2 separate regions of the Homo sapiens genome follow, and region 2 is linked to region 1. Evidence: chromatin loops called from intact Hi-C (ENCODE). Cell type or tissue: A673. All regions are shown on one strand. Links, peaks and the distances in the headings refer to the core of each region. The heading gives the core; the rest is flanking DNA.

What was found. Hi-C counts contacts between places; a loop is a spot of excess contacts. Peaks named below come from ENCODE experiments on the same cell type or tissue, not always from the same donor. Only the 100,000 strongest peaks of a DNase experiment are listed, where the experiment ranks them.
Region 2: it touches region 1 in a loop (4-fold over the local background); 3 of 110 quality-filtered maps call a loop at or near these places.

The regions. Positions count from the first base shown.
Region 1 is chr11:85,585,635-85,593,476 of GRCh38, reverse strand. All of the region lies in intron 3 of DLG2 (discs large MAGUK scaffold protein 2), which reads left to right. Among named protein-coding and RNA genes, the nearest start is that of DLG2, 38 kb to the left of the region's middle. In A673, for the core only: a CTCF peak has its summit at 2,442 (motif pointing right); DNase peaks (open chromatin) are centred at 2,426 and 3,866.
Region 2 is chr11:84,719,560-84,727,401 of GRCh38, reverse strand. All of the region lies in intron 6 of DLG2 (discs large MAGUK scaffold protein 2), which reads left to right. LOC124902727 (a long non-coding RNA gene) reads right to left here and starts at 6,990. Exons shown (of 4, transcript NR_189147.1): 1 at 6,849-6,990. In A673, for the core only: a CTCF peak has its summit at 4,626 (motif pointing left); a DNase peak (open chromatin) is centred at 6,221; H3K27me3 peaks cover 1,793 bases.

The DNA.
Region 1 (7,842 bases), core at 1,142-6,141:
AGCACTAGTCACCTGTGAACTTGGTTAGAATTGCAAATTCTTGGTTCTCACCCTAGACCTACTGACTGAATAAGAAACTCTGGAAGTAGGGCTCAGCAAATGGTACTTTACTAATCCTTTCAGGTGATTCTGAGGCATGTTAAAATTTGAAAACCTATGTTCTAAATGGTTAGGTATTTGGCCATTCAGGGAAAGTAATATATTAACAGTGTGTGAATATTATTACTAAACTTGGGAGAATATGACAGTGGCATTTTTTCCTTCTTGTGTTTTATAGGATCTGATTTAATCTGTAACGACTATAATGAGCCATTATCATTCTGGGACATATCTTGAGTACTTTGTAATCCATAAACTCACAATTATCATTATGGTGTCCAATTTTCTTTTTAAAATATAGTAGCATATCTTTTTATTTTTAATTTTCTTTTTATTTTCCTTCCTTCCCTCCCTCCCTCCTTTCTTTCCTTCCGTCCTTCCTTCCTTCTTTTTTCTTTTCTTTTCTTTTTTTTTCTTTTCTTTCTTTTTTCTCAGTCTTGTCTGTTGCCCAAGCTAGAGTGCAGTGGTGCAGTCTCAGCTCACTGCAACCTCTGCTTTCTGGGGTCAAGCAATCCTCCCACCTCAGCCTCCCTGGTACCTGGGACTACTGGTATGCGCAGTCATGCCTGGCTAATTTTTGAATTTTTTTTGCGGAAAGGAGACTTCACCATTTTGCCCAGGCTGGTGTTGAACTCCTGGGCTCAAGTGATTCTCCCACCTTGGCATTCCAAAGTGCTGGGGTTACAGGCATGAGGCACCACACCCAGCCTTACAATAGAATATCTAAAACATTTAAGGGATTTTTTTCTCTTTGGATAATTAATGATAGTTTCTATTTATGTTACAAGATAGTTTCTACTTATGTTACAATAATTATTCTATGGATAGAATTCTGTTACAATAAGTATCTCTATGGATAAAGCTACATTGATATGTTGTTGCTGGCCCATGTGAGAGAGGCATTTCCTAGGTAATGCTTGCTGCCACTCACAATCTCAAAGCATGTGCTTCAGTTGAAACAAACAAATTACATATCATGGATCTTTAAATAAGTCTTGACTGTTCAAAACAGTGAAGGTGAAATTCTTAGTTGCTAAGGTCTATTATGTTTCTACTTATTTGTTTACAATACTTATTTAAATAAAAAGAGTACAAGTGTTTTAGTTATTGCAATTGAATAATAATAGTTATCAAAGTATTTATGAAGTGTTTACTTATTTACATAGACTTATGCAGATGGATGCTATTAAGACCAAATGCCTACACTTAAGGAGCTTAAGGTCAATTAAGAAAGTAATATTTATGTACATGAAAAACAATACAAAACATCATATAGTGGAGGACTAAATTTTTGGGGCTAGACTAAAATGGCATAGGAGAAGCATGGGCTTATTGTACATTGTTGTTGCTAGAGAAGGTTTTATATAAAATGTAAACTTGAGCTGAGCCTTGTTATTAATAGGATTTGCATTAGAAGAGAGAGTAGAGAAGGATGTTTTCACCATCCATTTACACATTAATTCGTTCACAGGATATTTATTGAACACTTTGCCAAACGCTATGATACACACTGGGGAGACAAGCATTAAACAAAATTTCGTCAAGAGTTTATATACAAAGAAGAAGTAGAGTTGGCTATGAATGAGAGGCTTAACCTTAACAGTAGAAACAGGGACAGCTTTCTCCTTCTTTTTTTGAGATGAAGTCTAGCTCTGTCACCCAGGCTGGAGTGCAGTGGCTTGATCTTTGGCTCACTGCAACCTCCACCTCCCATTCAAGGGATTCTTCTGCCTCAGCCTCCTGAGTAACTGGGACTACAGGCATGTGCCACCACGCCCAGCTAATTTTTGTATTTTTTTTTAGTAGAGACGGGGTTTCACCATGTTGACCAGGCTGGTCTTGAACTCCTGAGCTTGTGATTTGCCTGCCTTGGCCTCCCAAAGCGCTGGGATTACAGGCGTGAGCCACCACACCTGGTCGACAGCTTTCTTAAGGAAGTGACATTTTGAAGTGTTGAAAATTATACACATTGATGTACGTTCAAAGGAGAGTGAGGAAATGGATCTGCCTGGAACAGGGATTCAAAATGTCCTTGATATTTATGCTTTTAAAATGTCTTCTAGGAGTTGTATAGGGCATCCTGTTAGATACAAGTCTCTTCCAAAGAGTTGAGAAACAAGAGTGGTGAGCATAAAATGTGGCTCAAACAATTGTTATAATTCCCTTTGTTAAACGGCCATATACTGAGTGTGATTAGTTGTGTGTTTCATGTCAGGCAGGATCAAGTATTTCTTAAGTTAAATTAGACACTTTGGATTGGATGCCATCAAGAGGGTTGGGTATCATTCTGGACTCTGACTCAGGACTTTTATATTTACTGCAAGATTTATGTCACCAGATGGCACCATTTAACTAAATTTATGTGCTTTAGATGAGTATGAGGCTGGTTGTTTCTAAATGAAGGATGCTATTATTTGTGCTGTAGCTAATATAGGAAAAAAATCTTTTATTTTGAGTGCATATGAGATTTCCCTATATAGTGAGATAGTGAAACCCCAAAGCTATTGTTGGGAGTGTGAAAGGATCTGGTGATTTCTGTTAAGTACATAATAAGTGAAAATTTGGTGATGATCACTGTAACTAATATGTGGTAGCTGGCAAAAAAGCAATAGGCTTTCTCATCTAGGTTTTCCTATAGCAAGCAAACTAGTATTATTAATATTATAGCCTTGAATTTTACTTTTTGTTGTTGAACTACTTTCAGGGAATTTATATATATATATATAGAGAGAGAGAGAGAGAGAATATAAAAAAAATTCTAAAAGATTATTTTAGGAATAAGCCCTTTCAAGATGTCCTGAAATAGCGTAGTAATATCTAAAAAAATTTTTCAATATAGAATATGTTTTACTGAACTGTGGAACTAATCAAGTTAATAGAATGTGATATAGACATTATTTCTTAGTATAAACATCCATCCCAAGGAAATGAGTATTTATTACTTGGTCAAAAACTTCTTAATATTTTCTACCTTTAAGCAGAATTAATCACTTCTTCCCTTATGTTTCTATGGTATTTGTTTATATTTCTGGCACAGCACTTATTATATTGTACTATTGTTTATTGATTACATGTTGCTCTCCCTCAGCAGACTGTGAGCTTCTTGAATGCAGGGACCAGTTCTAATTCAGCCAAATCTGGCATGGAATGAACAGTTCTTCATTAAATTTCTTTCATTTGAAAAAATACATTTGATCTCCCACTATCAAAGAGACACCACATTAGGCTCTGGGGTTTTAGTGATGAGAGAGATGTACACCTTGTTTTCATGGAGCTCATTGTCTACTACATTAAACAAGTAAGATATTAAATAAGTATAATTGTGATGAGTCCTTTGAAGTAAATGGTTATTTGGATTAAACAGTTAAAATCATTAGAAGTTTCTTGAGCTGATCAAATTCATATTATTATACTATATTAAAAAATGTTTAGATACTACGCAAAAGTAATTGTGATTTTTACAATAATTTTGACTGGGCACAAACTCTCTTGAGCAGAATGTGGGGGCAAGCAGGAACTGCGGCAGAAAGGAGAGGAGGAGTCATGGGGGACAATGTGGGCAGATGGGGAGGGGTGTAACCTGAAAGCCCTGCTTGCTTTCTCAGCTGGGAAACTTATAACTTGGGGCTAGGTCTGAGTCCCATGTGCAGGCTGCCTGGAGACAAACTCAGTGGTTTTAGATGGCACAGTGGGAGTGAGACAGGCCTCACCAACTGGGTAAAAGCTGGGTGGGGCCTATCGCTACTGGCTTTCCCTCACTTTCCTGGCAACAGAGGCAGCCATAATCCCCTTTGGAATTTAACCCGAGAACCACCCCTCCCACACCCCCACAGTGGCTGCAGCAAGCCCCACCCAAGGGGAGTCTGAGCTCAGATCTGCCTAACCCTGCCCTGACTTGACAGTATTTCTCTATACCCAGTAGTGGATCATGAAAGACATAAACTTTTGGGAGCTTTATGACCCCGCCCATTACTTGAGAAACCTGAACACTTATCTTGGTCAACTTAGGGCAAGCTTATATCCCCCCTCTTCTATCACAGCTGGTGCTCTCTTGAAAGCACCACCTTCTGCCTGTAGTCTGACCAACTCAGGACGTTGCAGCAACTCAATGACAGAATAACGCTGCTCCAAGGAAGAGGAAAACAACAGCTAATTCCGTGTGCCCTGCAACATCCTGGCTAACCAGTGGTCCTAAATCTGTCCACGTGACAGTGTCACTGCTAGCATAACCAGCATTTGAGAAAGCCAGCACACTAAACATATCTACAACCAAGGACTCTCACAGAGTCTATTTCACGCCCCTGCCACCTCCAACAGGGCAGGCGCTGGTATCCATGGCTGGGAGACCTGAAGGTGGATCGCATCACAGGACTGTTTGTAGACATTCCCCAGCACCAGCTCGGAGCCTGGTAGCCGTACTCGGTGGCTAGACTCAGAAGAGCAATACCAGTCACTGCAGTCTGGCTTGCAGCAAGCCTCATCCCTAGGGGAAGGGGCAGTGTACCACATCAAGGGACCACCCCATGGGACAAAAGAATCTAAATAGCAGCCCTTGAGTTCCAGATTTTTCCACTGAAATAGTCTACCCAAATGAGAAGGAATCAGAAAATATGACAAGATGAGGTTTTACAACACCCCTAAGAGACCACACTAGCTTCATAGCAATTGATTCAAACCAATAAAAAAAAATCTCTGAATTGCCAGATAAAGAATTTAGAAGGTTGATAATTAAGTTACTCAAGGAGATACCAGAGAAAGGGGAAAACCAATTTAAACAAATTTAAAAAACAATACAGGATATGGATGAAAAATGCTACAGAGAAATAGATATTGTAAAGAAAAAACAATCACAACTTCTGGAAGTGAAAGACACGCTTAGAGAAATACAAAATGCACCAGAAAGTTTCAACAATGATGTTGAATGAGTAGGAAAAAGAATGTCAGAGCTTGAAGACAAGGCTTTCGAAGTAACCTAATCCAAAAAAGACAAAGAAAAAAAAATGAACAAAGCCTCCAAGAAATTTGTGATTATGTTAACCAAACCCAAGAATAATTGGTGTTCCTGAGGAAGAAGATAAATCTAAAAGTTTGGGAAACATAATTGAGGAAACCTTGCCTGGCCTCACCAGAGAACTAAACATCCAAATACAAGAAGCTCAAAAAACACCTGGTAAATTCATCACAAAAAGATCATTACCCAGTCACATAGTTGTCATCAGGTTATATAAAGTCAAGAACAAAGGAAAGAATCTCAAGAGCTGTGAGGCGAAAGCATCAGGTAACCTATAAAGGAAAACCTATCAGATTAACAGCAGATTTCTCAGCAGAAACCCTATAAGCCAGAAGTGAATTGGGGTCTATCCTTAGCCTCCTCAAACACAGTATATTTCAGCCAAGAATTTTGTATCCAGCAAAACTGAGCTTCATAAATGAAGGAGAGATAAGGTCATCTTTCAGACAAACAAATGTTGAGTGAATTCATCACTACCAAGTCAGCACCACAAGAAATGCTAAAACGAGATCTAAATCCTGAAACAAAACCTCGAAATACACCAAAATAGAACCTCGTTAAAGTGTAAATCTCACAGGGCCTATTAAACACTAACAAAAAGAAAAAACCCAAGATGTTCAGGCAACAGCTAGCACGATGAATAAAACAGTACCTCACATCTCAGTACTTATGTTGAATGTAAATGACCTAAATGCTCACTTAAAAAATACAGAATGGCAGCATGGATAAAAATCCACCCACCAAGTATCTGCTCTCTTCAAGAGATTCACTTAACGCATAAGAACTCACTTAAGGTAATGGGGTGGAAAAAGATACCCCATGAAAATGGAAACCAAAAGTGAGCAGGAGTAGCTATTCTTATATCAGACAAAACAGACTTTAAAACAACAACAGTTGAAAAAGACAAAGGGAGACATTATGTAATGATAAAAAGATCCATCCAACAAGAAAATATCATAATCCTAAATATATATGCACCCAACACTGGAGCTCCCAAATTTATAAAATAATTATTACTAGACCTAAGAAATGAGATAGATGGCAACACAATAATAGTGGGGGACTTCAATGCTTCACTGACAGCACTAGAGAGGTCATCAAGACAGAAAGTCAACAAGGAAACAATGGATTTAAACTATACCCAGAACAAATGGACTTAACAAATATTTACAGAACATTCTACCCCAAAACCGCAGAATATACATTCTACTCATCAGCACATGGAACATTCTCCAAGATAGACCATAGGATAGGCCACAAAACAAGTCTCAATATTAATTTAAGAAAATCAAAATAATATCAAGTACCCTCTCAGACCACAGTGAAATAAAATTGGAAATTAACTCCAAAAGGAACCCTCAAAACTATACAAATACTTGGAAATTCAATAATCTGCCCCTGAATGATCTTTAGGTCAACAATGAAATCAAGATGGAAATTAAAAAATTCTTTGAACTGAACAATAGTAGTGACACAGCTTGTCAAAACCTCTGGGACACAGCAAAAGCAGTGCTATGAGGAAAGTTCATAGCATTAAATGCTTACATCAAAAAGTCTGAAAGAGCATAAATAGGCAATCTAAAGTCACACCTGAAGGAACTAGAGAAACAAAGAAAAACCAACCCAAACCTAACAGAAAAAATAAGTAACAAAGATCAGAGCAGAACCAAATGAAATCAAAACAAAAAAATACAAAAGAGAAATGAAACAAAACCTGGTTATTTGAAAGATAAACAAAATTGATAGACTGTGAGACTAACCAAGAAAGGAAGAGAGAAGATCCAAATGAGCTCAATTAGAAACGAAATGGGAGCTATTACAACTGATACCACGGAAATACAAAAGATCATTCAAGACTGTTCTGAACACCATTATGTGGACAAACTAGAAAATGTAGAGGAGATGGATAAATTCCAAGAAATATACAACCCTTCTAGATTAAATCAGGAATAAATAGAAACTCTGAACAGACCAATAACAAGCAGCGAAATTGAAAGAGTAATTAAAAAGTTACCAACAAAAAAAAGTCCAGGACCAGATGGCCTCACAGCTGAATTCTATCAGACATTCAAAGAATTGGTACCAGTCCTATTGACAGTATTCCAAAAGATAGAGAAAGACGGAATCCTCCCTAAATCATTCTGGGATTTACCAAAACCCAGAAAGGACATAACAAAAAAAGAAAACTACAGACCAATATCCCTGATGAACATAGATGCAAAAATCCTCCACAAAATACTAGCTAACAATATCTAAGAGCATATCAAATGGATCATACACCATAATCAAGTGGTTTTCATACCAGGATGCAGGGATGGTTTAACATCTGCAAGTCAATAAATGTGATACAGGTTGGGTGTGGAGGCTCACGCCTGTAATCCCAGCACTTTGAGAGGCTGAGAGGGTGGATCATGAGGTCAGGAGTTCAAGATCAGCCTGGCCAACATGGCAAAACCCTGTCACTACAAAAAACATATACAAAAAAATTAGCCGGGCATTGTGGTGCACATCTGTAGTCCCAGCTACTCCAGAGGCTGAGGCAGGAGAATAGCTTGAACCTGGGAGGCAGAGGTTGCAGTGAGCCAAGATCATGCCACTGCACTCCAGCCTGGGTGACAGAGTGAGACTCCATCTTAGAAAAAAAAAAAAAACTGTGATATATCACATAAACAGAATTAAAAACAAAAATCACATGATCATCTCAATAGATGGAGAAAAAGCATCTGACAAAA
Region 2 (7,842 bases), core at 1,606-6,605, 870 kb after region 1:
ACCATCAGATCTTTGACAAACCTGACACAAACAAGCCATGGGAAAAAGATTCCCTATTTAATAAATGGCATTGGGAAAACTGGCAAGCCATATGCAGAAAACTGACACTGGACCCGTTCCTTACACCTTATACAAAAATCAACTCAAGATGGGTCAAAGACTTAAATGTAAGACCTGGGACCGTAAAAATCCTAGAAGAAAACCTGGGCAATACCATTCAGGACATAGGCATGGGCAAAGACTTCGTCTAAAACACCAAAAACAATGGCAACAAAAGCCAAAATTGACAAACAGGATCTAATTAATCTAAAGAGCTTCTGCACAGCAAAAGAAACTATCATCAGAGTGAACAGGCAACCTACAGAATGGGAGAAAATTTTTGCAATCTATCCATCTGACAAAGGGCTAATATCCAGAATCTACAAGGAACTTAAACAAATTTACAAGGCAACAACCCTATCAAAAACTGGGCAAAAGATATAAGCAGACACTTCTCAAAAGAAGACATTTATGCAGCCAACAGACATATGAAAAATGCTCATTATCACTGGTTATTAGAGAAATGCAAATCAAAACCACCATCTCATGCCAGTCAGAATGGCAATCATTAAAAAGTCAGGAAACAACAGATGCTGGAGAGGATGTGGAGAAATAGGGAGACTTTTACACTGTTGGTGGGAGTGTAAATTAGTTCAACTATTGTGGAAGACCATGTGGCAATTCCTCAAGGATCTAGAACCAGAAATACCGTTTGACCCAGCAATCTCATTACTGGGTGTATACCCAAAGGATTATAAATCATTCTACTATAAAGACACATACACACGCATGTTTACTGCAGCACTATTCACAAGAGCAAAGACTTGGAACCAACCCAAATGTCCATCAAAAATAGACCAGATAAAGAAAGTGTGGCACATATACACCATGGAATACTATGCAGCCATAAAAAGGGTGACTTTATGTCCTTTGCAGGGACATGGATGAAGCTGGAAACCACAATTCTCAGCAAACTATCACAAGAACAGAAAACCAAGCACCGCATGTTCTCACTCATAAGTGGGAGTTGAACAATGAGAACACGTGGACATAGGGAGGGGAACATCACACACCAGGGCCTGCCTGGGGGTAGGGGGTATGGGAGGGATAGCATTAGGAGAAATACCTAACGTAGGAGACGGGATGATGGTTGCAGCAAACCACCATGCCACGTGTATACCTATGTAACAAAACTGCACATTCTGCACATGTACCTCAGAACTTAAAGTATAATAATAATAAATAAATTACAGTGAACACAAAGGGTTGACAATTATGGGGGAACATGATGCATATTAGAGTCCATTTATATGGGGTCTGAGAATGTATCATTGCATTTGTGTGTTCTTCAGTAAGAGGAGTATGGAAGAGCTGAGAAAGGGTCTAAGGAGAGTCACTGAGACAGTAAAACTTGTTAAGAAAGGTTAAAGATTTAGAATTGTTCAGTATAAAGAGATTATACATATTGGGTGAGTCTAATAGGTTTATTCTTTTCTGTTAACTTTCATTAAAAAAAAAATCAGACAAGTGACACAAAGCCTTTATAATTTACTGAGTGGCTAATACAAACCAGATAAAGATGACAGGCATTTTGCAATATGTTATCTCATTCAAGCCTTATAGCAATGCTATAGTATTATCACCATTTTACGGAACAAGAAATGGTAGCTTAGATAAGTTAACTAGATTGGTCAATCATTTGTATGGACTTTGAGTATATTTGTTCGTTCTTAATTGTATATACTTTGTTACTGTTAGGAAGAGCTTCGTTACTCTCATTTCAGAGTAACCTAGTCAACTGGTTTGTAAACTCATTGATGGCAGAAAGACATTCATATCCCTCTCTGCCTTACATGTTTCAGGAAACTCAATGATAAAAATGCAATGTTCCACTTACATGAAAACATCTCTACTAAAGATTAAATGAAATAAGTGGACTTCAATTTACAGTAGGAGAGGAGAGGGAAAGGGATTTAAAGGTTGAAATCACACAGCTAATAATGCCAAAACCTTATATGTTTGATTGTCTCCAAAGTTCATGTGTTATCTAAAAACTATGCTTTCCTTATAGGGGTCATAAGGAAGAATTCTCTCAAAGAGTTACTAAATAACAAACACTATTATAGAGAGTAGATGAAAAATTGGGATGTATTAGCTATTAGTGATAGCTGGGATAGTCTATTTGTTAAGACCTTAGATCCTCAAATCAGGTGGCTTGGCTTCAGATCTCAATTCTGTCACTCGAATAAGCCATAGTCTCTTATATTACTGTTATCAATATTCTCTCTTTCCTCCCCCTGAAAGAATTATCATTCCCCAACCTTTGTCATCAGGTTGACCACATGACATTCCTTAGCTAATAAAATGTAAGCTGGAAGATGTTTTTAATGTCTGAACAGATGTTTTAAGATCTGCTGCATATTCAGCCATTGATCATTTTTCCTTCCACCATGAGAACATTAGATAGTGGCTACTCTTCTATCTGACAGAAGCTACTGATAGACCGTACTCTTCTGCCAATGGACAACATGGGCTAGAATGATAGCTAAGCTATGAAGGACATCTAACATGAGGAAGAAATAAACATTTGTGATTGAAAGTCATCAAAAATATTTTTGTTAGTTGGTTCATTTAGCTGATTAGTATACCAATTTTGTTACCTTGGGCATTACTTAATCTCGCCCTGTCATTTGCTTTCCTTTTTTTGGTAAGATTGAGTGATTGTGATGGTTAAATATATTAATGTAGTTAAAGTACTTAGACCAGTGCTATACTGGTAAAAGGTTTTTTGCAGAAAAAAGTCCTGAATTGTAGTGTTTGTTAGTTTACATGGTATAAATATTCTCTCATGACTGATTCAAAGCTACTAGCATGATGTCACTGAATGTGGAATTAGACCGAGTTACACACAACCAGCTGTCATGAGTAGGATTGGCTCTAGCACTCTGTGGAATTCAGAACAGTGTACATAGCAAGCATGATATTAGTGCCTATCAAATAGTAAGTGTTATAGAAGAGCAAATTTTCTGAAGATAGGTAACTGAACAAAATGGTTTCTCAAATTTACTTTACATTCATAAAAATGTATTTAGAAGATCACTCAGAGAACTTCAACATTGGAAGCAAACTTAGAAATAATCTAGTATACCTATTTCATCTTAATAAAAAAGGAAACTGAAGCTTAGAGAGGCTGAGTAGCTTGCTCAAAGTCACACAGAGGCAGAGAGTAGGAAACAGCACCATGGCTCCTAGTAGCCAATCTATTCTTTTCCCTCGCAACATGAACAACCCCTTTTTTAAAAATTGCTATGAAAAGGATCAGCAAAGAAAAAAGATGCATAACTAGCTAATGCCTCTTACTGTGTCCCAGTTTCTGATTAAGTATAACAATAATAAATACAAGATCAAAATTAAAACCTGGTTACATTTATTGATAATCCTGTTTTTTGTAATTATGAGTCCATTTTGAGGAAAGTTGTCATTAGGAGAAATGCTTAATAGTGTATTGTTGTGATGCATCATTTTATAAAAGTGATAATTATTAGGAAGAACTGTAAATTTTATCAATCATTGAAAGGTCTAATTAAGAGTAGTTATTTTGACTATAAAAATGAATGCGTCATCTCCTTGCATTTCCTAGTAATATCTCCTAAAAATATTGCAGTACACCCCCATGCAGTACACTCTCAAATTAGTGCTTTTCAAACCAGTAATGCAATGTGTTGGTATCTTAAGGTAACAGTAATTCATTTATTTTAATAATAGTGGTTACTGGCTGTAACTATGGAATGCATTGTCATGGAAACCACTTTCCCCCTCATCTTCCCCTCCAATTTACCCCAGAGTTATTATTTGGAGAGGAGAATTAAGGGAAAGCATTTTCTCTAATACATATAAACGGATAACAGATAAACACATACACATGCACATACAGAGAAATGAACTCTCACTGATTAAAGTTAAACATAAAAAGTCAAGGAAATGAAATATACATTTTGTTTTATATTTTGTCATTTCACTTTATCAATCTAAACTAGCACAAACTGTAAAATGGGGAATAACTTGCACATAGCAGCCTTAATGCTGCCCTAGAATAGGAGGTCAGCTTTAGCTTGGGTAATTCATCAGGGAAAGACTGTGTTAGATATTATTGGAACATCACAATATGGAGCATACAATACTTTTGGGGTGTTTGAAATCCAAATTATAGGCTAATGAATAAGGGAAATGTTGTACAGCTTTTTTAGGATCTATTCTCTTGGAAAAACCAGCCGTAATTATAGATGCTCTGTAGGTGGGAGTGCTCACACAATCACACTTTTTATGCTAACATAAAGGAATAAAATGGTAAAGGATATACTTAATCTGTACATTTGACTTTAAATTTTCACAGAAGGCCTCAGACCAGAGTTTTGCTCCTAAAATGTGACCTAGTACATTTAAGAACGTATAGATTAGACCTCCTGAGTCCCTCCAGCTATTCATTAGATTGAATCAGTACTGATTCCTAATGGAGAAATCTACTAGGCAAGGACTTCTGCACTTAGTGTAAGAATCCCAAAACCTTAGGCATGGCTGCCCTCTACAGTTAGAACCAGGTGTAACTCAACTCTGAGGGTCTTTCCGTGTTGAATTTTGCTCATACTTTGTTCCATATTGAGTTTCCTTCAGATAAGTCTTATTTCATAAAGAGGACTTGCATTCCTCTCACAAGGGGGCTGATTAAAATGTAGATTTATTGACATTCTACTGGCCTATGGGATGAAAATGTAGGGTTGGGCTTCATAATCCATATTTATAATAAGCATCATAGAGAATTATGACATAATCAGGTTTATTTTCTATTAACTTGGGAGAAGGGACGAGAGTATTTTGGATATGGGTGGGGCAAAGGCATGTTATAAGGCACTGTCTTTGACTTAAAGGTTTACAAGTTGGTATGTTCTTTTGTTCTAACCAATACATTTAAACTTTCTAAGGAGGAAGCATACCATGATATTGAGGCTCTTATTAGTTTCGGATATAGGTGGTCTGACATTCTGATGGAATTGCATCAGGAGGATGTGGTTCTAACAGTTTGCCATGGATACTTTTGACTATGTTGTTCCTGTATTTCAGGTGGGATTTCTGAATTTAGCACCAAATTGTTAAGTGTCTTGGAATTACCACATTCATGTAAATGTGACAGTCCTGGTCCTTCCCAAATAAATCTGAAGACTTTGGAACATGTTTCTGGAGAAGTGTGTTATGTCTCTCATGATGCTGTTTTCTAAACTCTCCTCTACTACTTTTCTTTGAACCTAACCTTCAGGTTTATTGATTATGTGACTTGAGCAAGTGATATAACACTAAGGGGCTCAGTTTCTTCCCCTAGAAAAAAAATATGTCAAATAATATCTACCTCTGAAGCTAAGAAATGAAATAAGCTATGTAAGTTAAGAGCAGCTACCATGTACTGGGGCTTACCACAGGAATGTGTTGTTCAGTATATCTGTCTAGTCTTCCTGACAACCCTTTAGGTTAGGGGTTAATACCATCTAGTTACAGGTAAGCAAACAGGGGTTTGGATAATGTAAATGACTTACACAAAGCCACATCTAGCACCAGAGCCAGAATCTGTTTCCAAACTCGGATGTTTTGCTCTCTTTCTACCAACCATCTGTGAGGCATAGTGCCAGGCACCCAGGTGGCACCCAAAGAGTGCTAGTTTTACCCACTTCCTACCCCCACACCCTTCTTATCACATTTGTTTTTGTCTTCCATAAGCAATTTTGCAGCTGTGCCAGCCAGCCACATGCTGATTTTTTTTTTTTTTTGGTCTTTCTGCAATTTTGACAGCCTCAGTTAAAAACAAAAAAACAAACAAACAATAAAACATCCATCAGTCTTGTCATTCATACTTCTGGAACAACATAAATACTACTTCTGGGGTTTCCTGGAGTCTCAAAGACATCAAGGTGGGGAAGGGGCAGACACTTCTTTTTTGAGTTTGACAAATGTTATGTCAAATAAAGCCTTGGTTCTGAGGCCGCTTCCCTACCCAGGGAGTGAGTAGGCTCGCTGAACCAGAAGTCAACCTCGTAGGGCACCAGCGAAATCATTTTGAGCCTGTTTTCTACCCCAGATTTCTTTGCTGGCCCTCTGCCCCCGGCAAGGCATGCTGTTGTCAAAGGGCTGGGAGGAAGTTCCCTGCCGCGCTCCGAGCGGGCCTCCCCTTCCCGGGAAGTCGGCCTCGGAGGTCTTCTACCCTCGGGTGGCTGTAGCGGTGGGGGCCAAATGCAGTCTCGGGGTCACGTCAGCGCGGGGAGGTCCCGCGCTCCCACGCTGGGGACTCCTTCGTGGCACCAAGAGCGCCCAAAGGCAGGGCCAGTCTGGCAAGCACAGCGCTTCCTCCCTTTCTCAGCCCCTTCCTCCCACCCCACTTGCCCGGCCAGCGCTCCCCACAGTGACTCTGGATTGCAGCAAGCCACTGGCTTTTTACCAAATCGGGAGCTGCAGTATGTTTTCTTCTTCTTCTTCTTCTTCAGAGGGAATAATTTCAGCCCCCTTCAGCTCGCATGACAATCTTGTGTGACTGGGGAGAGTAGGCGGGCACATCCTTTTACATGCTAATACTGCCCCACCTCCTTTGAACCCTCCTCTAAGTGCCTGGCTTCCTTTTATTTTTATGGTTTATTTTTATTTTATTTTATTTTTATTTTACCTCCCCCAAATTCACCGTAGGGGGAAAAATTCTTTCTTGGTTCTGTCCCTCCCCCCACACGCCTCGTTCCCCAGGGAAGGGAGACCCCGAGAGGCTCGGTACTTGCCCGCGGCGTTGCTTCCACCGGGGCTCCGGGATGGCCACGGCGGGTGCAGGGGGCAGTGATCGAAGCGGCAGCTCGGTCTAGGCTGTCGCTCCATGTGCCCGGCGAGCACAGCGTTTGGGTCCCCCAGCGAGCTGCCACTGCCGCAGCCCGGAAGGAATGTCCCCTGTTGTTAAGGACCCTGACTGTTTTACACCAATGATTTGCCACTGCAAAGTTGCTTGCACCAACAACACTTTATCGTTGATGTTTGGATGCAAGGTAGGAAGAGGTTCATGTCTTTTTAATGCATGTTGCCTCCCTCGGGGGAGAGAACAATTCCTTCTGTTGCTTGTTTATGTCTGCCTGTTGGGAGAGTGACAGAAGCTGCGACTGCTCTGCTCTTTCTGGGAGCCAGCTGGGTTTGGGGGCCAAGAGATCGCACTGATTTTCTGGCGTCCGATGTTGGGCTCATAACTCAATGGTGATGGGACCCTGGTCTCTAACATACAGAGGCTACAAGAGCAGATGCAGCTCGGAAATGGGGCACCTTGGGTGGCTCTCTGCTTGGGATCTCCTTATGCATTTAGCTAGTGACTGGGCTCCAGACTGCTAATTTGGGAGCTCCTGAACTCATCTCAGGTTACTACCACCTAGAGCCCCAACCCACTGGGCTAACTAGCAGGAGTAAGTGGGGTGGTCGATGAACTCTAGATAAACTGACATTTTTTAAGATAAACAGCTTATTTTTATTTTAGACAGAAAATCTGGAGCTAGGCTCAGGTTGCCCCCAGTTGCATGCTTTTCCCTTTTATACAATCCACTTGAAATCAACAAACAAATTTTATCAAGAGGTGGCGCAGTTACTCAGTGAAGTTTGTAGTAAATAACTGTCCCACCCCAGATTTTTGTAAAGGTGATTGGTGTTCCCAGAGAAATGAGGTTTGAAGGTTTTTAAAACAGGTTATCATTCATTGCTCCTTTTCTGAAATATATTAATGGTGCTTCCTTGTTGGAC